2 separate regions of the Mus musculus genome follow, and region 1 is linked to region 2. Evidence: chromatin loops called from intact Hi-C (ENCODE). Cell type or tissue: heart. All regions are shown on one strand. Links, peaks and the distances in the headings refer to the core of each region. The heading gives the core; the rest is flanking DNA.

Region 1 (11,040 bases), core at 2,019-10,018, 600 kb after region 2:
GACTAATTGTATAACAGGTTATTTTTAGTTTCTGTTCTGTGGAAAGTGTAAAGCATTCCAACAAAAGGTTTTACTGTAGACCTTTTTCACCCAGGATGTTGATTGCTAAATGTAATAGTCTGATCATGACGCTGAATAAATGTGTCTTTTTTTTTTTAAATGTGCTGTGTAAAGTTAGTCTATTCTGAAGTCATCTTGGTAAACTTCCCCAACAGTGTGAAGTTAGAATTCCTTCAGGGTGGTGCCAAGTTCCATTTGGAATTTATTTATGGTTGCTTGGGTGGAGAAGCCATTGTCTTCAAAAACCTTGATGTCGTTAAACTGCCAGTTACTATTGTAACTTTTAATGAGTTTCACCATTGAAAGGGTCATCCAAGCAAGGTCACAATTTGGTTATAAAATGGTTGTTGGCACACGCTATGCAATATCAAAATTGAATAATGGTATCAGATAAAATAACAGATGGGAATGAAACTTATGTATCCATTATCATGTGTACTCAATAAACGATTTAATTCTCTTGAAAAAAAAAAAAAAAGAACACAGGCTCCCCCCTAAACCGAGTGCTTGGCCTGTTTCAACCCAAGAGGAATCAAAGTATCAAGATCTGTTTGGGAAGGCCAGACCACCAGGGATGGAGGGAGGACAGTCCAGAGGGTGGGAGTGAAGAGATTGCCCCCACCCCTGCTGAGAATCCCCTACCCCTAAGGTCTGGCAGGAAAGGGGCAGCCCTGCTATACTTCAGAGCAAGTTTAGGGCTGCCAGATGGCTGCTAGATGCTAGGGGGGCCGGAGGTGGCTCACATAGGCATCCCCTCAGGGAGATGATAGGGCTGCCACTTAGTTTTTCTACCAGAGTTCAGGGGTCCTTAACCTCCTCAGAAGCAGTTTCCTTTTAATTCATGCTTGATTCCTGTCAGCTTCTTCTTGATGGCATCCTTGGAGCTGGTATAGATTGTTTTTGATCTTGAGGCAAGCACCAGAGAAGTGCCCACTAGCTGGCAGAGCAAAGAGCTCGGGAGAAGCCTCAACTCAATTGTCTGAATAATCAGATCTAAGACAAAAGAGAAGCAAACAAGCACAGCAAATTCAAAAGGCACCAAGGGCACCCAAGGGGCAGTTCCAGAAACAAGGACAAGCAAGGCACCGGAGTGGCTTTGGTAAGAAACTCTGGGGTCCAAAGCCAGACCTGGCCCGCAAGGCTTATTAGCAGAATGCTCACCTTGGAGTTTTTATAAGGAAAACAGAGAGTTGCAAGTCTGGCAGGAAATTATACCCTCACTCCCAGAGCTGCAGCTGGCTTGAACTATCCTATTCCCACTGTTAGGACTCCAGAGCACTGGTCCTTTCCTCATGGACCCTCGCAGCCTGCAAGGATGACACAAGCCCTGTTTATCTCCAGTTGAGGACCAGGCCTGATCTTGAAAAGACAGCCATAAGACAACAGCTCCGGGAACAGACCATAATATCCAGAAACAAGGTCTTAAAACCCGCTCCCAAAGAACAACCAGGGAATAAGCACAAAAATAGGGAAATATCTTATCTTGGGATGGGCCATCTGTGCTGGGCAGCCCTCCCTCATCCTAAGGTTAAACGTCAATGACATAGGACCACTGGACACCTGGGACCCCCTAGCACCCATCAGTGAAATTTTAAATTACCTAATCCTTCTAGAGAGTTCCCCCAGTTCCCTATAAGAAGGCCTGTGCACCTTTGTCTGGGGTCACCATCTCAAAAAAACTGATTAATCCCGATTGCTGGTTGTTTCTGCAGAATAAACGCTCTTTGCCTTTGCATACTGAGTCTGGGGTCTTCCTTCAGTAATTTTCGGACCCTTACAAGTCCATCCAGGTTGTTCCTGCCAAGTCCCAAAGAAAGTCAGAACAAATGGCTAACTGTGGGGTCAGCATACCAAAGTTGAAGCTGGACGCTCACTCTGGCACCTGAGTCCTCTTAGCTCTTTGTACCTTAACCATCTCCAGCTTCCCTTCCCCCAGCTTCTGTTGCCTTATAACCCTACTGTTCCTGCCACACTCTTAAACGCGTTCTCACGACCGGCCAGGAAGAACACAACAAACCAGAATCTTCTGCGGCAAAACTTTATTGCTTACATCTTCAGGAGCCAGGAGCGCAAGCCCCAAGCCCCAAAAACGAAAGCCCCCCCCCCCCCGCTTACATCTTTAGGAGCCAGAGCGCCAGAGCGTCAGAGCGCCAGAGCGCAGAGCAAGAGAGAGAATGGCGGAAACCCCGTCCCCTTTTAAGGAGAATTATCCTTCGCCTAGGACGCATCACTCCCTGATTGGCTGCAGCCCATGGCCGAGAAAAGGCAGAGTACATGTAGTGGAAAATTACTCTTGGCACATGCGCAGATTATTTGTTTACCACTTAGAACACAGGATGTCAGCGCCATCTTGTGACGGCGAATGTGGGGGCGGCTCCCAACACCACACACTCTCTGGGTTCCCTTGATTCTCGTAGTCAAGTTCAGTTGGGACTCTTCTAGATGTTTCTTTTGTCCTCTCCCTCATATCTATACCTTGGAGCAGTCATATCCTCAGTTCATTGGGTCCTCTCTACCTGTTTGGCTCTTCCTCTCTCCCCTCCTTTGCCTAACCAACCTCTGATGGAGTGCCTTCATCACACCTCAGATTGAGGTGGGGCCAGTCTTGTGATTATTCCTATCACTGCACTCCCCTGGTTCTATAAGACAATAAACTCCACTCCTTCCTGCACACGACTATAAACTCATACAATGGTCAGCATCCTTACTCATTGTATCATTAGCAACCATGGGGCTTAGATCTATAGACACTTGACCTACTGGTGGATGGATAGGTAGCTGAACTAGGGTGGGGTGGGGTGGATGGAAAGACAAGCCTGAGCAAGAAGAAAGAATAGCAGTGAGGTAGTGAAATAGAGATTAAAACTAGAAGTCAGATTAAAAACAGACTCCTTGTGATGGTTTGCATATGCTTGGCCCAGGGAATGGCACTATTAGGAGATGTGACCTTCCTGGAGTAGGTGTGTCACTGTGGGGATGGGATTAAGACCCTCATTTTAGCTGCCTAGAGGCCAGTCCTCCACTAGCCGCTTTCAGATGAAGACATAGAACTCTCAGCTCTGCCTGTACCATGCCTGCCTGGATGCTGCCATGTTCTCACCTTGATGACGATGGATTGAACCTCTGAACCTGTAAGCCAGCCCCAATTAAATATTGTCCTTATAAGAGTTGTCTTGGTCATGGTGTCTGTTCACAGCAGTAAAACCCTAACTAAGACACTCCTGTAATTGAAAATATCTACGGAAGAAAGACTTTACATGACTATGATGTCCAGAATATAGATACAGGTAACAGTTGCTGTCCAGCCTGGAAGACAACTGTGGTGGAAATTTTATGCAGAGATTTCACTGCACCGGTGCTTGATGTGAAAGAAGAAAGTGTGGAGTCTCATAAAAATTAAACGAAGCAGAAAGCTGCATTGCCTGTTACAACCAGAGATCTTGGAAAGGGGGGCGGGGGGCGGATCAGAGCCTGGGAATGGTGGCTAAAATAAGGTGACTTGCCCAGTAAGAAGGGGAATCACAGAGGAAACCCAGTCACTACTGGAAACCCAGTCACTACTGGAGATACCACCTGCATGGGTAAGACAAGAAAGAGGGGAAACAGCCACCAGCCTTTTCTCTGATGTACCACTGCCCTCCAGGCTATAATGTCTGTTATTGTAATGTATTGTATTGTAATCCTCATCCACCCAGGTTGCTCCTGCCATGTCCCAAAGAAACTTTAGGACAAACTGAAGGGAGTTTGGGAGTTGTTATGGTTTGTATATGCTCAGCCCAGGGAGTGGCACTATTGGAAAATGTGGCCCTGTTGGAGTAGGTGTGGCCTTGTTGGAGTAGGCTTGTCACTCTGGGTATGGACTTTAACACCCTCATCTTAGCTGCCTGGAAGCAGTATTCTGCAAGCAGCCTTCAGATGAAGATGTAGACCTCTCAGTTCTGCCTGCATCATGCCTGCCTGGATGCTGTCATGTTCCCACTTTGATAATGATGGACTGAGCCTCTGACCCTGTTATACATTGCCCTTTACAAGACTTGCCTTGGTCATGGTGCCTATTCATGGCAGTAAAACCCTAACTAAGACAGAAATGTAATTTGCAAGGATGAGAGTCCCCTATTCAAAATAAAGCAAATCAGCCCAGGACTAGCGATCAGATCTAGGTGTGAATAGTAGCAGAGAGGATCCTGGTAACCAGGAGGCTGCAGCCACCACCTGACCTTCCTTCCAGGGGTGAAAAGATCTTGGTGAAGGAGACAGAGTACTGTGGCCTGGGGCCAAGGAGCTTAGCACAGGCCACTATTTCTAATGACTTGTAGGGCTAGTAAGGAACAGAAAGGTGTGTTGTGCCGGCTAGTTTTGTCAACTTGGCACAACCCAGGATCATCTGGGAAGAGGGAACTTCAACTGAGAAAATGCCTGCATCAAACAGGTCTGTGGGTAAATCTTTAGGGCATTTTCTTGATTACTGATTGATGAGACCCACGGAGTGTTTTCTGTGCTCTGCAGTCATGGGTATAGAACTTGCCTCTTAAATACCACCAAGACTAGCCACCTGACCATGTGTGTGACCCACACTTGAGGATTTCCATTTCTCACAAGCTGTTTATTCTGTCTTTATGTAAAGCCCTAAGGCATTTGCTCTATTTGACAGTGAGGAAACTGAAACTCTGAGAAATGAGAAATAGAGCCAGTCATGGAGGTGTGTGCCTATAACTCCAGCACTCAGGAGCTGGAGGCAAGCGAACAGGGAATTCCAAGCCAGCCTGGGCTTCCTAGCAAGACCCTGACTCAAAAAAACTAACTATAAATAAGAACCAAGTTTGAAGGAATTTGGACAATGTCATGAAAATTATCTCAAACTTGGAAGTAAGAAAAAGAGATTGCTGTAAGTCTATAGCTCAAACTTGCACAAAGAAACTGAAGGGGACAATTTTGCCCCAGACACTCCAAGAGACGATATTGCAGTGTCTAGAAACATTAGAGTATAGCAACTTAATCTGGAGTGGGCACTACTGCCACCTAGTGGTTGGAGTCTAGGATTGCTGCTGAAACTCAGACTGGGGCAACCCCACAGCAAGGAGGTCAAAGGGTCATCATTGAGAAATCCTCAAGGAGAGCATGACCACACTTGACCTATGACTGACTACTAGTTGTGTCTCCAGCACATCAACATGTAGAGCGCTGTTTTCAGGCCTTTGACTTCTGACTCGGCAGCTACCCCAGGCAGTACAACGTGTGTGGAGTCTGCAGCAATTGGGTCTTCTTGTCAAGTTCTGGTGGACAGTCGGGAGCAATGACAATAGTCTGTATTGTTGGGGAGACTGTTTGAACCTCTCTTACCAACAGCTTGTGGGGAGGTAGCTTACACTTGGCTTGTTTTTCTTTATGTGGTGTCGAACCCACAGCTTTGTACTATTGAGTTAGAGCCCTAACCTTACCCTCTCTTCATAAATACAGATATACACTGGATTTGGGGTCGTATGACCTTATACAACCTTAGTCACTTCTTTCAAGGTTCTGGATGCAAATACAGTTTGGTCAGAATGTATTGGGGAATGAGATTTTCTGCAGGGAACTTGAAGGACATTTCAGCTCATTATATATCTCTATTTCATTGTTAACATCTGCAGGGCAGGTGGTCCTGAGTTGTATAAAAAGCAGGCTAAGCAAGTCATTTGGAGCAAGCTAGTAAGCAGCACTCCCCCGGGACACACACACACCAAAACACACCCCCGCCCATGGTCTCTGTTTCGTTTCCTGCTGAGTTCCTGTCCTGAACTCCCTTGTGTGTCCATGAGAAGCATGCTTCTCACCTGTTGAATGCTGTGCTGTACAGATACAGCAGCTGAGCCCACAAAGCCATGTGTATTTCTATCACAGCACAGAGCTTCCTTGAGGGACAGCTGCTACATCTATGCCAACTCCTTAATCAATACAAGCCACCCTCTAAGGCTGATATCTCAGAGCTGAGGATGGGGCTCAAAGATGGAGCACTTGCCATACATGCCGAATGTGGTGACAGACACATTTAAACCCAGCACTTGAGAGGCAGAGGCAGATGAATTTCTGTGAGTCTGACGCCAGCCTGGTCTACAGAGCAAGTTCCAGGTCAGTCAGGATTGTATAGTGAGACCTTGTCTCAAAAAGCAAACAACAACAACAACAAAATCCACAAATAAATAACATGTTGTTCCAACCACACCACCTGCCTCTATCTTTGTGACCCCTCAGATAAATCTCCAAGAATAATTTTGGTTTTGTAGAGATGAGAGCCCTCTCCCAAATGCTGACTCCTAGGACCCCAAGGCATGCTGCTGGAAGTCAGGCCCAGCAAATAAGCCCAACCTCCTCTCTTCTGGGCATCACACATTTCATAGTTAGCAATTATTATTTAAATTAGTGCTGTTTCTTACCTATTCTCAAAAACACTCATATCAGTTAACTGATTCACACACTTTATTAATCAGTAGGGGTTTTGGGGTTTTTTATTTTCTATTTTTTTATTTTTTTAGGTTTAGTTTAGTTTTTGGTTTTCTGAGACAGGGGTTCTCTGTGTAATTCTGACTGTTCTGGAACTCGATCTGTAGACCAGGCTGACCTCGAACTCACAGAGATCTGCCTACCTCTGCCTCCTGAGTGCTGGGATTAAAGGCATGCGCCGCCACCACCACCTGGCATGAGTCAATTCTATGTTAAGCTCACAGCAGTGTATCAGAGGCATGCCAGAGTTTGGATACTGAGTGCTACCAGTCTCCTGGGACACAAGGAGCTGTTCCCAGCTCCTCAGTAAACAGCGCTATGTCCTTGGCAGATGTTAGGGAGGAACACCTTGAACTTCTCTGATCTATAAGTAAATGAACAGGCTTACAGTCCCCCATCGTGGAAGTCATTGTTTTGGGAATATGTGCAACATCACTTCCGACCGGAATAGCTATCACTGGAACTTTCCATGCCTCTTCACCAGAACGTGCCCCTCCCTGGTACTGGCTTCTGTGGTTTGAATGCTTTTGTCAACTCCATGAATTCTTCTTGAGACCCTTAACACACACACACACACACACACACACACACACACACACACACACCAGTATTGGAAGATGTTGCCTTTGGATGGGTCTGGGTCATGAGGGCTCAACCCTTGCTATACACAGGGCTTGTTGGAGGCCTTTCTGTTGTGTGAGGAACAGCATTCTTCTCTTCCTCTCCAGAGGATCCATTTCTGTTCTTTATAATCTAACCAGCCTCAGGCAGTACATTACAGCAGCACAGAATGGACCATGATGCTGACCGGTAGCGTAGCCCTCACTGTTTTGCAGACTATTGGCTTCCATGGATGGGCACATGATCCCAGAGAGCCAGTTAGAGCTGTGATATTGAAACTAAGAAAAACTCCTTTTCTAAGACAGAGGGTGTAAGAGCCCTCGGACCAGAAATCAGGAAGCCAGGGTTCTAACTCCCCTTCAATCAGGGGGGAGTCACTTAATATGTCAGGGCTTCCAATTCCATATCTGAAAATTAGCTACAGGTCAGAGAGGGAGAAGGAGAGGAAGGAAGGAGAGAGAGAAAGAGAGAGGGGGAGGGTTGCATTAGCAGTCACTACAAACTTCCCCTTTCCTTTGTGGCTTTTTGTGGGAAATCAGAAGCAATAGTATCCCAAGTCAGGTGGTACATGGAGGATGTTCTTAAACGCTTTGCTGCTGACCGCTGCTGTCATTCAATCCTTCTTGAGACCCTGGAGGCAAAAGACTCCTCTGACACTGTCTCTTAACTCTTGAAGCTCAGAGTTCTCCAGTGTCATAATGGCAACCCGAGACAATGCACAGACTCCTTCTCACACTGACATAAAAGCCAGGAGAACTACCAGGAGTGTGAGGAACCTGTTGGGGCTGCTGGGGGGGAAAAAAAAAAAAACAGCTATGAGGAGAACCAATCACCAGTCCTGACTACTCCTCATCCAAGAAGCATTCGGGTACTTCAGCCGGGCACTTCCTTATTCCTACTGTTGTTTCAGAATCCCATACATGTATACAATGTGTTTTCGATCAAACTCACCTGCCACTCCCAACTCCTACCGAACCACCCCACCCCTCCTCCCAATTTTATGTTCCTTTTTAAATTTTTATTTATTTATGTGTTTATTTGTTTATTTACTTATTTATTTTGACTAGGTCTCACTATGTAGCTCCGGCTGTTCTGAAACTCACTATGTAGCTCAAGCTGGCCTCGAACTCCATATACCTGACTCTGCCTCTCGGGTGCTGGGATTAAAGGTGTACACTACCACCGCTCTGAATTTTTTTTTTTTTAAACCGACTCCACTTAGCCCTAACAGTGTATACAGTGTAGGACCATCCCCATGGAGCTAGGACAGCCAATCAGAGGCCATATCCCAGAAGAAAACTCACCCTCCCTCATCCTATAGCCATCAGCAACCAATAGTTCCTCGGCTGAGCCTGGGGCTACGGAAGCCCCTCCTCCATTCATGCTGCCTGGTACTTCTATTGCCTAAGAGATGCGGAATTTGAGATGATCGGGCAGTTGAAGCTAGCTGTTAGAACTAGTTTTGTTTTGTTTTTTAAGCAAAGCTATTTTGATCACCAGCGTATCTTCAGAATCACCCACTACCACTCTGTAAAATTGTTGTCAGCGAATAAACTTGCAGGGGTCAGTGTTTACACACTAGTGCTGCCCAAGGGATACGTTGCGAGTTTGGCGCAGAGCAGGTTCTGGGTTCTGGTTAAAGGTCTGCACAGGGCTGTAGTGCTGGACCTGCGCGCAGGAGCCCAGCCGCGGCGCTCGGGGGGGGGGGGGGGCGGGGGGGGGCGGGGGGGGGGCACGGCCACCAGGTGGCACCACCGAGTCCTCGCGCGGGGCGGAGCGGCCGCGGAGCTGGAGTAGCATGTGGGCGTTCGGAGGTCGCGCAGCCGTGGGCTTGCTGCCCCGGACGGCGTCCCGGGCCTCCGCCTGGGTCGGGAACCCGCGCTGGAGGGAACCGATCGTAACCTGCGGCCGCCGAGGCCTACATGTCACAGTCAACGCCGGCGCCACCCGCCACGCCGTGAGTACGCGCTTCGCCGGGCCGCACACCGGAGCGCAGGCCGCGCCCGCCCCTATGCCGGGGACGCGCAGCGCGCACGCGCCGAGTCGCTCTGGTTGCGCGCGCGTTTGGGTGCAGGGCGCGCGCGGTGTTTGCGCGGGCTTCGGACCTTGGCGGTGGGGATGGGAAAAGACGAGTTTCCGTAATTAACACAGGATGTATAGCGTGTGCAGCAGGGCGTGTTTATTATTGTGTGCACTCCGAAGTTGCCTTTTTCAGGGCGTGAGACTAATGGGGTTGTGGAGTTGCTCTGAGCAGGGCTTTTTGTTGCTTGTTTGCCTCACTCTGTATCCCTGGCTAGCCTAGGATTGGCTGAGTACCCCAAAGTGGCTTCAATCCTGTGATCCTCCTGCCTCCTCTCTGCTGGGATCACAGGTGTAGCAGCAGAGCCCTAGAGTCCAGCTTTTGGAAAATGAGGGGATCTTGGTTCCACGTTCTGACTGCGCGGCGCTGGAGAGCCCTGTGACCTTGGGGAGACCCTAACTGTCTGGGGGCAGGGCTTGGCTTTCTGTTCCGAGGAGATTAAAGGGTAACACCCATTTTGCGATTTTGGCGGGAGAATTAAACTGTATTCGCAAAGGCCTTAGCACTTCAGATAAGTCTCGGTTCTTAGTAGATGCAAAGAACAGAATCTGTTACTCCGTGGCTTGAAAAGACAGCAGTAGGGTGAAGGAAGGCTTTCCGGAGAGGGCCGTGATAGATGCCAAAGAACGGGTCTGGGGAGCATTCTAGGAAGGGGAGAGCTATGGACAAAGGTGGAGTAGGCTGTGGGATAATAATGTCTACAGGTTTAAACCCAGCTTAGGATTCTTGAGGTCCTGTCATTAAAATAAAAAACAATAATAAAAATAGGGCTAGCTTTGTAGCTCAGCAGTGACATGGTCACTTAGCGTTCAAGAGTTCTTGGGTTCTTTCTATAACACTGAAAAAGAAAGTTTAAAAACAAAACAAACAAAAGTGGACTGGTCAGAGAGAGAGACGGCTAGGGTTTGAAGGGCCGAACCTGTAACCCATGCTTCCTCAAACACTTTCTTGGATGTTTACTGCCCTGTTCTTCCCTTGCCTGGCGCCTGACAGCTGGGCTCCAGTTGCAGCTGTGCACTTTGGATTTCTGCATCTCTGAGAGCCTGAGCAACTTTGTCTTTGGCATCTCCGTTTCCTCGCCTGTACAATGCAAATACAGTCGGTCCATCTTTATGCTCAGAGTCTGTTCTCAGTGGCTCAATATCGTTTACGGTCCCCAGTTGTCTACCCTGATGCTCCTACAGTCACTTTGAAAGCGGCAGACTGGCCAAAAGCGCAAGGCTCATGGAAGGTGTCCCCTCCCGGCCGTTGTCCAACAAGGCTTGATTCCGCTGTCACGGAGTGAGCAGATATTCAGTCTCTTCAGCGAAATGCCTGTTTGCGTCGATGTACCTGTGGGAGACTTTGTCGTTTGAAAGTGGTCCCCAAGCCTAGAGCCACAGTAAACATAGTAAGATTGTGGAATGGCTTGCAAAGAAAATGTATGAAAGAAACACCTCACTCAGGTGGGCAGTGGTGGCACAGGCCTTTAATCCCAGTACTTGGGAGGCAGAGGCAGGCGGATTTCTGAGTTCGAGGCCAGCCTGGTCTACAGAGTGAGTTCCAGGACAGCCAGGGCTACACAGAGAAACCTTGTCTCGAGAAAAAAAAAAAAAAAAAAAAGAAAGAAAGAAAGAAAGAAAGAAAGAAAAAAAGAAACACCTCACTTCAGCATGAGTTATAAGTGTTCTTGCTTCAAGTTCAAAGCTGACAAACCAATAATATATAATAAATAAAGTGTCTTTAGACAGACATGCACAAACAGAATTATGCATACGCATTGGCCATTTGATAGTTATGACCCTGAGACTTATAGGGAC
Region 2 (11,040 bases), core at 1,640-9,639:
GTAGGTAGGGTCAGGGTGTCACTCACTGTCCACGGCTTGTCCAGCATGCATGAGGCTTTAAGTTAAACCCCCCAGTATTGGGAGAGATCAGTAAAGAGTCTGTCCCTCTGCAACTGAGAGCTGCCCCCGGATGTGAGTTAGGTGCTAAATCCATGACAATCTTAGGGAGAACAGCATAGTTTTGTCATTCTGTGAGTTATCTCCTCTCCCAAACCTAACTTTGGGAGGCATTAGAATATTCCTTAGCAAGCTGGCAAAGAGATGGGGAGCAGAAAGAACCTAGCATTTCAGAGCAGAGGTCTGATCTCTGGCTGAAGGGTAAAGTCTTGGGTGTCACTGAGAGTTGATGCTTTACATTGGCTGTCCCTGAGGTCGGCCTCACCATATGTCATGGACGTGTCACACATGTGACATTTACCATCCTAACCTAAGCAGTTTTGATTGTACACATGAATAGTGGTAAGTACACATGGATTCACAGAAGAGCAGAGAACTTTGTTATCTGATATGAGCGTAATTCTGTGTCTGTGTAGCAGCTTATTTCTTTCTACCTCTCCTCAGCCTCAGCCCTGACATGAGGGTTAATCTCAGTTGTCAACTCAAAGACAAACCGCTGTATTCATTCCTTCACTAACATTATGAAACAGGCCCCTTAGCACAACTGACTCCATGATAGAAGTACTGTCTAGGTCATAAAACAGCACATAGATGTACTACTACAGGCCAAAATGAACACAAAGACCTAACCCATCAAAACTCACAGTTCTGGGAAAGTCTCTAAATTGCTTTCTTTTGGGCTTCTGTTTGTTCTTGCTTACTGAAGTATGTCAACCCAGGATATGGATTTTTGTGCTTAAAACTCATCCTGAGAAAGGCTTGGTAGTACACTAGCATCCGGAACACCCAGTGTAGGTGCCGGCCAGCAAATAAACACTTTCTATTGCTGTAGAGTCATGTCTGAGCTGCCTTTTCTGGTGGATATTTCACAACATTAGGTCTCAGATTTCGGCTTCCAGCATGGGCTGGGGACAAGTTGCTCCTCAGAAACTCTTTAGGCCTTCAGCACCAGAATGGAATTGCTGGAGCACCCAACCCACAGACTGAAAGAGTTCTCTGTCTCTCCTGTGTGAGGCAGACATTGTTGGACTTTCAGGACTATATTGTGTAAATGCATCTAGCAAATTCCCTTTAGTTACCTGGAAACCGGCATTCTACCCCCAAAGATTTATCCTATTATTATTTTTTAGAGTGGCAGGCTAATTGTGGGTGGAGAGGGTGTGTGCCCTGGCAGTGTAGATTAGGGGTGCAGGGGGAGACTAGAGAGATGCCTCCCGATTACATCTGTTTGCAGATTTCTGCCCTTCCCCGGGAACTGTCATGTTGGCTCTTGGTATTTTAGTGCCTGGCATGGAGCTTGTCGCGGAGCAGGTGCTTAACCCAAACATGGGGTCTATGACCTGAAAGAATAGTTTTATTTTCAGCTGTAACTGTCTTACAAAAGGTACGTTTGTGATAAGTAAAAAGAAGGTTCTGGAAGATAAAGAACCCAGGATCAGTAAAGGTGACGGGGCTGTGACAAGACGAATTCTGGAGAAAGTGTAAGAAGGAGAGGGAAGCAGACTGTGGTCCCTGACCCTTCTGCCACCTGCTTCTGCTCTCATGTGCCCACACGCCATCTTTAAAAAGGTGAGACTTGCGCCCCTTCCCTCTGTTTAACCCACTCTTCCCATTTACGCATTTTCTCCCCCCATCCCTCCCACTTCTAACTTGGCGTGCGGTCAATGTGCCTTCTACTGTGTGTCCTCGGACTGGAACCACTCGTTTCTGCGGGTGGTGGACCTCTGCCATACCCGTTGGTGGCACTAGTATATAGCATTCTCAGCTGCTTGTTGCTTTCCATTGCTCTGCCCGAGGGAGACTCCCTCAGCTCGTCATCTGTCCAGTAGTTCCCTGAGCTTGCTGGGGTCTAGTAGCAAAGGTCAGACTTTTTTCAGGCGGCTTCAGAAACAAAATCCAAAATACCTGCCCTCCCCGCATCCCATTGGATTTACCATGAACCATAAACATAAGCGCCCGCACGCACGCCAGCACGCACGCCAGCACGCACGCCAGCACGCACGCACACACGCACCTATGAAGCTTAGCTCTAGGGTCTCAGTACTCAAGTCTGCGCATGCCCAATACCTTCCTATAAAATGGTATGGTATAACATAAACTATGTTAAATGTTTAAATGGTTATCTGTCATACTGCACGCAGTATGGTGCTCTGTAAATGTTTACTGTATTGTTTTGTTTATTATAGTGCCGCCCCGGAATAACTTCTGTCCACACTGGGCCAAATCCACAGATTTGGAATCCAAAGGCATGAAGAGTCAGCAGGGTTCATTGTTATCCTCTCCCCATCGGGAAAGCTCTCCCTTGCTTTCCCACAAGCAGCAGGGCTCACTGTATTCACCATCTGAACTTTGAGTAGGAGTCTGTGTCGCACAGCACAGCTCCTGCAGTTGTGTTTTGGGGCAAGCCAGTCTTCTTTTGGGTGGTCCCAGAACTGCCATACTGACCCCAATCCTCCAGGATCCAGCGCCACACTCTTCCATCCCTGTCAAACTCTCCAGAAATGGAAACTTAAGGGGACTTTGGAAAGTCAGTTGGATGATGTTTTGCTGGGGCAAACACGTGAAGGAACGTTTCATTAAAGTGGTCACAGGTGTGAAAGACTAAGGCCGACTCGTGAGGGAACGTTTTGCTGAAGCAGACACAGGAGAGAGGATGCTCTGCTAAAGCAAGCACGTAAAAGGACATTTGATGAAAGATTCTTTGCTAATGACACCCATGTATTGGTCTGCCTTACACTGTGTAGTTGAGCTGCATCTGTCAGGATTCCATAGAGAGAAATGTACCAAAAACTTGTGGTGTGCTGCAGTTTGTTGCTGCTTCTAAGGACTCAGGCTGACTGGATGCACTTGCTGAGGCAAGACCGGTGCAGAGGCAGGAGCCAGACTGAGGCAAGGCATGTGGAGGACATGTGATGTTTGGAGGGTATAAGTAGGACTCCACAGAGTGACAAGGACAGAGCTTGGCTTGCTGGTCCAGCTAGGTGTGCAATGCTTGTGTGTCTTGCATCTTTGCTGATCTTTGCTTCCCTGAGAGAGGCACACCTGAGAATTCCTGGTGTTCCTATTGGTCCCTCCAGCTGACTCGAGCCAAGGCTGGGGTCTGGCTGTCTCTGCTAGGTCTGTCACCGCTGTTGCTAACCCAACTCTACTGAACTGGGCTGCTGGTGTATCTGTAAAGTGTTTGAATGGATTGAGCTGCCGCTGACTGCTAATCTGTGAAATGAATTGCTGATTTCCAGACAACACAGACGGGGAGTTGCTCCAAAGAACCTTTCTAGACAGGTCCACTTCCTCTGTATCCTTTCTTTTCAACTACCTCTCATGGGTGGTGGGGTTGCAAGGAAGGTTAAAGCATTTAAAAACCATCATTAAATATAGAATTTGAAAAAAAAATCAATGTTACACTTTCTTACAGAGGACTATATAGCATTCGGATGAGAACTCTCCAGTATGTTACTTGTGTGTATTGTTTGTGTTATTTTATTCTCTAGAAGGTTACATTTGCTAGCCCCGCCCCCCCCTCTCTGATGTCTTAGTGTTATCTTAATACAGCTAAGAACCAGGTTCCCCAGAATCTCTCCCCAGTGTGACTCCAGGTTAAGCTTGGCCACAAAAGGCATTTGTGCAAGGAGTTGTCACAGGCCACTATGGGCACTGGGGACAGGTTGCTGTGGATGTTGCCTTACAAATGTGCATCCATGGCCCAGCCTATTGCTCCACCTGATGTCACTCTTTACTATGAAGTCCCCACCAGGCATGCATATGTGCACCTCTGTGGCCAGTGTGTTGCTTTTCTGGTGACTTGCATTGTCTACGAAGCATGGTAATATTTATGGTCCGTGGGGCTCTAGACCATTCCTTCCATTCATCTATGCAGTATTTGAGATGCGAACAAAGTCTAGGTGTATATACCAGAAGACAGTGGGGGAATTCAGAACCAGGTTTTGGGAATTTGGCGTGTAGATAGCAGAGGAGATGATGGCAAAATGAAATCACTGCATAGCATCATAGCCTAGCATGATAGCAGAAGAAAACAGTAACAGACTGAGAATCGTTGTGACTCAGGAGGGAGCTGGGAGCTGTAGATCAGGGAGAAGTGGGGAGGCTGAGAAAGATGCAGAAGAGCATCAATGAGGACCAAGTAAGGACCATCAGCCCTTCCTCCCAGCCACTGGGCAGCTACACAGAACACATTGTTACAATCTGTTAAATGGGGCTGGAGAGAGATGGCTCAGTGGTTAAGTATGTTACTATGCTTGCAAAGAGCCCGAGTCTGGTTCCAGCATCCCCTGGTCATAGCTCACAACTGTTTGTAACTGTAGCTCCTGGGAATACAGCGCCCTCTTCTGGCCTTGGCAAGACCTACACTCACATGCACATACCTCCACCAACCACACACACAAAATCTTTTAAAAAACTCTGTTGAAGTCAGTTAGTGTTTTGGTAATGTCTTCTAGTCTCTATGGTAAGTACTCCTGATGTTCATTTCTTATAAATAAGCAAAGGTGGTGGAAGACAAAGAAACAGACTCAGTTAACAGCTGTCTGACAGCTGTCCTGGCTGTCTTGAGCAAAAGGACTATCAGTCTAACAGCCGGCTGACCTGCCCTTATGCCAGGATCAGCCAGCTGTCTGGAGCACTCCAAAGATGCCTTGAGACAACTATGCCAAGACTTCACGTAGCTCATTGCTCTGGCCCCTGGAGGCATAACATCAGCCAGAGCTGTTTGAAAGCAGACCTTTGCCTATCACAAGCCTCAGGAAACCATTTCTGAAGGGACTCTGGCCAGCTCGAGTGTGGTGAGCATGTCTCTGGCAGGCCTTGCCCTTCTTCCTGATTCTCTCTGCCTTGCTAAGAAACTGTTAGATTACACTCCTAAAGCTGATCAGCCAAGGTCTATCCCCTTGTTTGATCAATTCCTCTTCCCGAGGCTGACCACCAAGGTCCATCTGTCAGAGTACTCAGGCCCAGAAATCAAAAGTCTCCTTTGGCTCACCTAATTAACATTCCCAATTAAATTAAAACACCTCATCCTAACGTGGGGTTTCCCGTCTTACCATTATAAACTGCCATTTGCCTATGGACCATGTCTGTCTCCACTCTATCCAAAGGCAGTCCTTAGTTTCCCTGACAAATACCTCTTCCCCTCTCCCTTGACTCCCTTTTCTGTCCCCTTCCCTCTTCCCATCTCCTTCTCTTTTCTCCTCTATCTCATGCCTTGTCCCTTATCCATGCCCTCTGTCTCTCTGGGACAAATTAATCTCCTTTGTGCCTTGGTCTTGGGGTGTCTTGAGCCAGCTTCCAAGGTTGCTTACAATTTCCACCTTTGCCAGAGTGGGGTGCATCTCCTTGTGGTCTAGCAGAGGCCTGTTGTGTCTGTTGCTGAGGTGAGGCCATGATTGGTGCAAATTATAAGCCTCAATGCGCATGATTGTTGCTAAGAGGCAAGGCTGTAACTGACCCAGACAGTGGGTTGTGACTGGCCTAAACAGCCCTTCTGTGGCTGCAAGAGCAGACTGCTCAGAAGTGAGGTGACAGGAAAGACTGTCCTGTTTTGCCTGAGTTTGCAGGTGTTATAGTGCGAGCTTTTCTTGCTGACATTGTAGCATGCAGAGGCAGCAGAGGCAGCAGAGTGGTGGGCATGTCAGTGTCAGGGGCAGACAGAGTAGAAGGTCAGAGGCAGCTGTAGCTGAGCAATCGGTAGGCCAGGCTGTGAAGGCAGCGAGGCACCTGTCTTCTCAGCTAAGCAGATCTGGAGTGGTCAGGCAGGAAGAAGAGTGACGAAGGAAAGAGATGACAAGGGAGGCTGGAGAGCTAGGGCTGAAGGATAAAAGCCTGTCAGGAGTCAGAGGAGAGCACCTGTAAGCCTTGGTCTCTAAACCAGAGAGTTATCAAGTCCTCAGCGTCAAAGGTCTCAGCGGCCCCAGGTCAAGAGCTGTAACACCAGCTGATGTCAAGGACCGAGAGATCTTGTGGCCAGTACAAGATTGTAACACTAGAGGGCAGCATCCTCACTGTTTCCTGCTGCCTAATGCCCGAGGTCTCTGCATCCAAATACAGAAGAGAAGCCTTTGGTGAGGTTCCACTTGCCTACCATGATTTCCCTCTGGGTAGAGCTAAAGGACTGTCAGCTGGCTAGAGACACCGTGTGACTCAGAAGGTCATATAAAATGCAGGCTGGGTTTGCTGCACCCCTTTATATGTAAAGGAATCTTAGATCCAGAAGGAAGATTGTAGTGACTTAAGGGGCAGGCATATCCACTTCATAAATGTGCCAAAACAACACACCAGAAACTGGGTGGCCGAAAACAACTGCCTCATTATTCACAGCAGCCAGAAATCCAAAGTAAGGTGTTGGGAGCACCGTGCATTCTCGGAAGGCTGCAGGGAAGTCTCTGTTGCGTGTCTTATCTTGGGCTCTCCTGTTGCTTGCCAGGCTAAGCATTCCTCCAGCACTCCGTGCATGACCATCACTCTGTGGGAGCACTGCTCCACGGCTGTTGCTTTGCTTCCATCTCTGCCTCCCTTAAGGGGTTCTCCCTGGGTCTATGTCTGTGTCTCTTTTCTTCTTATGACATAGCAGGCTAAGGGCATATACTTAACTGGTTATATGCATCAACAACTCTGTTTATAAAAAGAGCTTTTTACAAAGTTCTCTGCTCTTCTGCGAATCCATGTGTACTCAACACTATTCATGTGCACAATCAAAACTGCTTAGGTTAGGATGGTAAATGTCACATGTGTGCTTTTATTACAGAAGCCGTCCTCTGGCATGTCCGTGACATATGGTGAGGCCGACCTCAGGGACAGTCAATGTAAAGCATCAACTCTCAGTGACACCCAAGACTTTACCCTTCAGCCAGAGATCAGACCTCTGCTCTGAAATGCTAGGTTCTTTCTGCTCCCCATCTCTCTGCCAGCTTGCTAAGGAGTATTCTAATGCCTCCCAAAGTTAGGTTTGGGAGAGGAGATAACTCACAGAATGACAAAACTATGCTGTTCCCCCTAAGATTGTCATGGATTTAGCACCTAACTCACATCCGGGGGCAGCTCTCAGTTCCAGGGGGGACAGACTCTTTACTGGTCTCTCCCAATACTGGGGGTCTAACTTAAAGCCTCATGCATGCTGGACAAGCCGTGGACAGTGAGTGACACCCTGACCCTACCTACTGTGGCTCTGGCACCTGTGCTCCTGTGGCTGGCACAGTAAAGCTGAGTCTCTCCTTCCTCTCTGGGGTTTCTAGGAAGGAGATCGATTTCTATGAGCAGTGACACTGTTGAAACTGATAAACGATATATACATATACATACATATATATATATATACACACACACACACACACATATATGTGTGTGTGTGTGCATGTGTGTTTGTGTGTGTGTGTAGTGTATGGACAAGGATTATAAAAGACTGAAGAAGCTGCAAAAGAAGAAAGGGTTAAAGGCAGTTTTGGACTTTTGTTTTTTGTTTTGTTTTCCACAAAATGGAAGAGGTTTGAACATGTTTCTATGATGAATAAGTTAAAGAGCCCTAGGGATGGGGAAGCCAAAGATTCCAGACAGAGAGCAAGTAATTGATGGGACCAGCTCCCGAGGGTCTGGGGTCTGAAGTGCAGGAGGATGGATCAATCATGGGCTTGGAAGGGGGGCAGGAGGGAGGCTGTAGGTGCAGATGTGGCTGGGGAGGGGGGGGGGGGAGGAAGTCCTCGGTGCAGCTGGGTGAACCGTGACAACACAGCTCTGGAAATACTGAAGGTGTTCAGCAAGTCAAGAGCCGTTGCTGGTGTGAGCAGCTGCAACAACAGCTTGCGACGCTCGCAGTGCCCCGTGGGTAGAAGATTAGTTAGGGATTCTGACCATGGGAACTGAGATGGGGAGGGCAACCTACTCCTCATGCTGACGGACGGGACTGCGGGGGCACAGGTTCATTGTTAAAACCTGAAAACTGCTCTGGAAGACCAGAGGGAAGCCCCGGTTGGTACCCACCTCTCTCTGGCACTCTAACACCAGGACTTCAGGTACACCCCATCACGCTTTGGTGTGTGGGGCATGCATCTGAGTGTGTGGGTTTGTGCACAATGTATGGAGGCCAGAGGGGGATGTTGATTGTCTTCTTCCATGACTTGACAACCTGAGTTCGCATCCCCAGAACTCAGTGAAAACCCGACTCTGTAGCTCTTAGTTTTTCCTTCCAGTGCCCCCTAAGGAAGTTGGCAAGCTGACACAGGAGACTATCAGGAAGCTCATGGGCCAGTTATCCAGGCTCAGGGCATCATCAAAGAGACTTTACCTCAATTGAGGTTGGAAACTGAGGACTGATACCTAAGGCTGCCCTCTGACCTCTCCATGCACACCTTGGCACTCACATGCCCATATGCTAGAATATGCACACACACTCATACAATCACACAGCACATACTACACATGAACATAAATGTACCTACATACTACCCTTTAATGCTCTCAGTTCTCTGTATTACAACATTGTGTGCTAGGTGGACAAGGTAACTGAGTCTTTGGGCATGTTAGTTGCTATACATGCTATTATGAGGACAAGAAGAAGCAATCAAAATTACGAATGTATAAATTTAAATCCCACACCCTCATCCATATTCATATGTAGGTACGTGTACACAGACACAGACACAGACAGACAGACAGACAGACACACACATACACACACACACACACACACACACACAGAGAGAGAGAGAGAGAGAGAGAGAGAGAGAGAGAGAGAGAGAGAGAAAGAGAGGAACTTCTGTTTTCTCAAGCTCTGTCCTATAAGAAATCACGTAAGGAAAGTGGGAAATAGAGTCTGTGATGCCCAGGCAGAGATGCTCAGAGACCAGTGGGGTAGGAGGAGGGCAAGAGAATAAAGACAGAAGAAACAGACTAGATAGAAGCAGTCTGGTTCTGTAGGAGAGAGGGGGACAGTGAGGATCAGAGGCATGGTGACATGCTCAGTCTCTGGGGACACCAGGGTGCTGGCTTTTACATGTGTTGCAGCAGAGCTGGTAGTGAAAGTGAACAGATACTCCAGGATACAAAGAAAGCAACCCCCCAAAATCACAAAATAAAAGTTTCCTCTTGAGCCATGCTTATTCATAGATCTCCTCCACTCTCCCTAAACCAGAGGATGGGCTCGAACAGGGTCACTAGCTGGTGCCTGGGCTTTCTGGCTCCCTTCTGACATTGGGGTGCAGAGGTGGATTGAAGCATTGAGACTCACTCCTGAACTCACTGAAAGAGTGGAGGTGGGGGGATGGACAGACAGACAACTTCTTAGACTACTGGTGGACAACCTATCTGTGAACTTTAAGGCTGTGAGACTGGTTCCTGGTTATAAATTTTTGCTCTCTCTTTGGCAACGATGCCATTACGAACTGAATTGTCTCCACGCAGTTCATGCCCACGGCTTCCACCTTCTGTGGTCCTTGATGCCAGAAATTAATGTGGCTTTAAGAGCTCACATGCCAAGTGTTTTAACACATCAATTCATTATCTGCATATGAATGTGGGTGTGCATATGCCATAGCAGGCTTGCCACTGTGTGTGTGTGTGTGTGTGTGTGTGTGTGTGTGTGTGTAGGTGAGAGGACACTTTGCAGGAGGCAATACTTTCCTTCCAACATGTGGGGCCTGGGGATCAAGCTCAGGGCGTCAGGCTTGGTGACCAGTGCCAAGGCATCTTGAAGGGTCACACGAACAGTTTTCTGTATAAACTGAATGTCCTTGTATTATTGCACTTTATCTTGCTCCCAACTGGTCCCCCTAAAATTAATTTTTAATAGAGATGTCTTTGCACTAATTAAGAAAGGTGACCAGATTTTCTTTCCTTGCTTCTTGGAGCTGCCCTGTCCCTTTTGTCACCAGTGCAGGCTGTTGTACTTAAGGAACACAAAATAAACCCACTAGTAATAACAGCAGTATCGGTACCCAACATTTTACTGTTTATCCAACCTGTGTTAGCCACTGCACTAAACCACACAGAAGCACTGCAGGGGTTGTTCATGATGAGAAGAGGAGGGGAGTGTGGTGTGGTCCTGAGGGCAGACTGGAGTTCAAGTGTGGTCTTTGTGATAACTGTCAAAAACGGCGCATCAAGTTATCCTTTCACAATTGCAATGAGATGGGATCAGCTAAGAGACACATTAATTAATCGCTGGGCAATGAAAACATTACACAAACATACAAAGAAAAAATCCAAAATGATGAAATTTGTAGGAAAATGGGTGGGACTGGAGAATATATTAAGTGATATAACCCAGGCCCAGAAAGACAAACACCATATGTTCTCTTTCATTTATGAATCCTAGCTTCTAATTTTTAGTATATGTGGGAGTGAGGGTGGGTAAAGCCCGGGAAAGCAGACAGGGGCCCAGAGTGGAGACAGGGAGGCTTGGGTGGGGGAGGGGTAGTAGAGAGTATATTCTGCAAGAGTGGAAGGGGGAATCCTGGGAGAGGAAGGGATTTTGTGGGGAGGACGTAGGGGGATGGGTGAGGGTCAACCAAACTAACCTTTTAAAAAATGCCATAAAGAAGTCTGATGCTTGGTAAGCTAATTAAAAAAAAAAAAAAAAAAAAAGAAAGAGGCTGGAGAGATAGTTTACTTACTGTTCTTGCAGAGGGCATGAGCTTGGTTCCCCGGAACCACGTTGGGTGGCTTAAAACCACCTGTAACTCCAGCTCTAGGGGAACTGACAGCCCTTTTTTGGCCTCTACAAGGGGCTGCTTTCACATTCACAATCTCTCTCTCTCTCTCACACACACACACACACACACCGAGAGAGACAGACACACACACACTTAAAAGTTAAATAAAATTGCAGCACTCAGGAGGCAGAGGCAAGGAGATTCTTTGAGTTCCAAGGGTACATAGTAAGACCCAGTCACAAAAGGACAAAACAAGACAGGCAGAAAG

The links. A loop is a pair of places that touch in the nucleus more often than their neighbours do. Peaks named below come from ENCODE experiments on the same cell type or tissue, not always from the same donor. Only the 100,000 strongest peaks of a DNase experiment are listed, where the experiment ranks them.
Region 1: it touches region 2 in a loop (4-fold over the local background); 17 of 42 quality-filtered maps call a loop at or near these places.

What each region holds. Positions count from the first base shown.
Region 1 is chr19:24,278,485-24,289,524 of GRCm38, reverse strand. It overlaps Fxn (frataxin), which reads left to right and starts at 8,935. Exons shown (of 5, transcript NM_008044.3): 1 at 8,935-9,118. The coding sequence starts at 8,960. It also overlaps the pseudogene Gm8789. In heart, for the core only: a CTCF peak has its summit at 8,941 (motif pointing right); DNase peaks (open chromatin) are centred at 5,144, 9,184 and 9,464; H3K4me3 peaks cover 1,855 bases; H3K27ac peaks cover 1,769 bases.
Region 2 is chr19:24,880,787-24,891,826 of GRCm38, reverse strand. No RefSeq gene overlaps it. Among named protein-coding and RNA genes, the nearest start is that of Foxd4, 15 kb to the left of the region's middle. In heart, for the core only: a CTCF peak has its summit at 6,111 (motif pointing right); no DNase peak of the experiment used is centred there; H3K4me3 peaks cover 238 bases; H3K27me3 peaks cover 4,442 bases.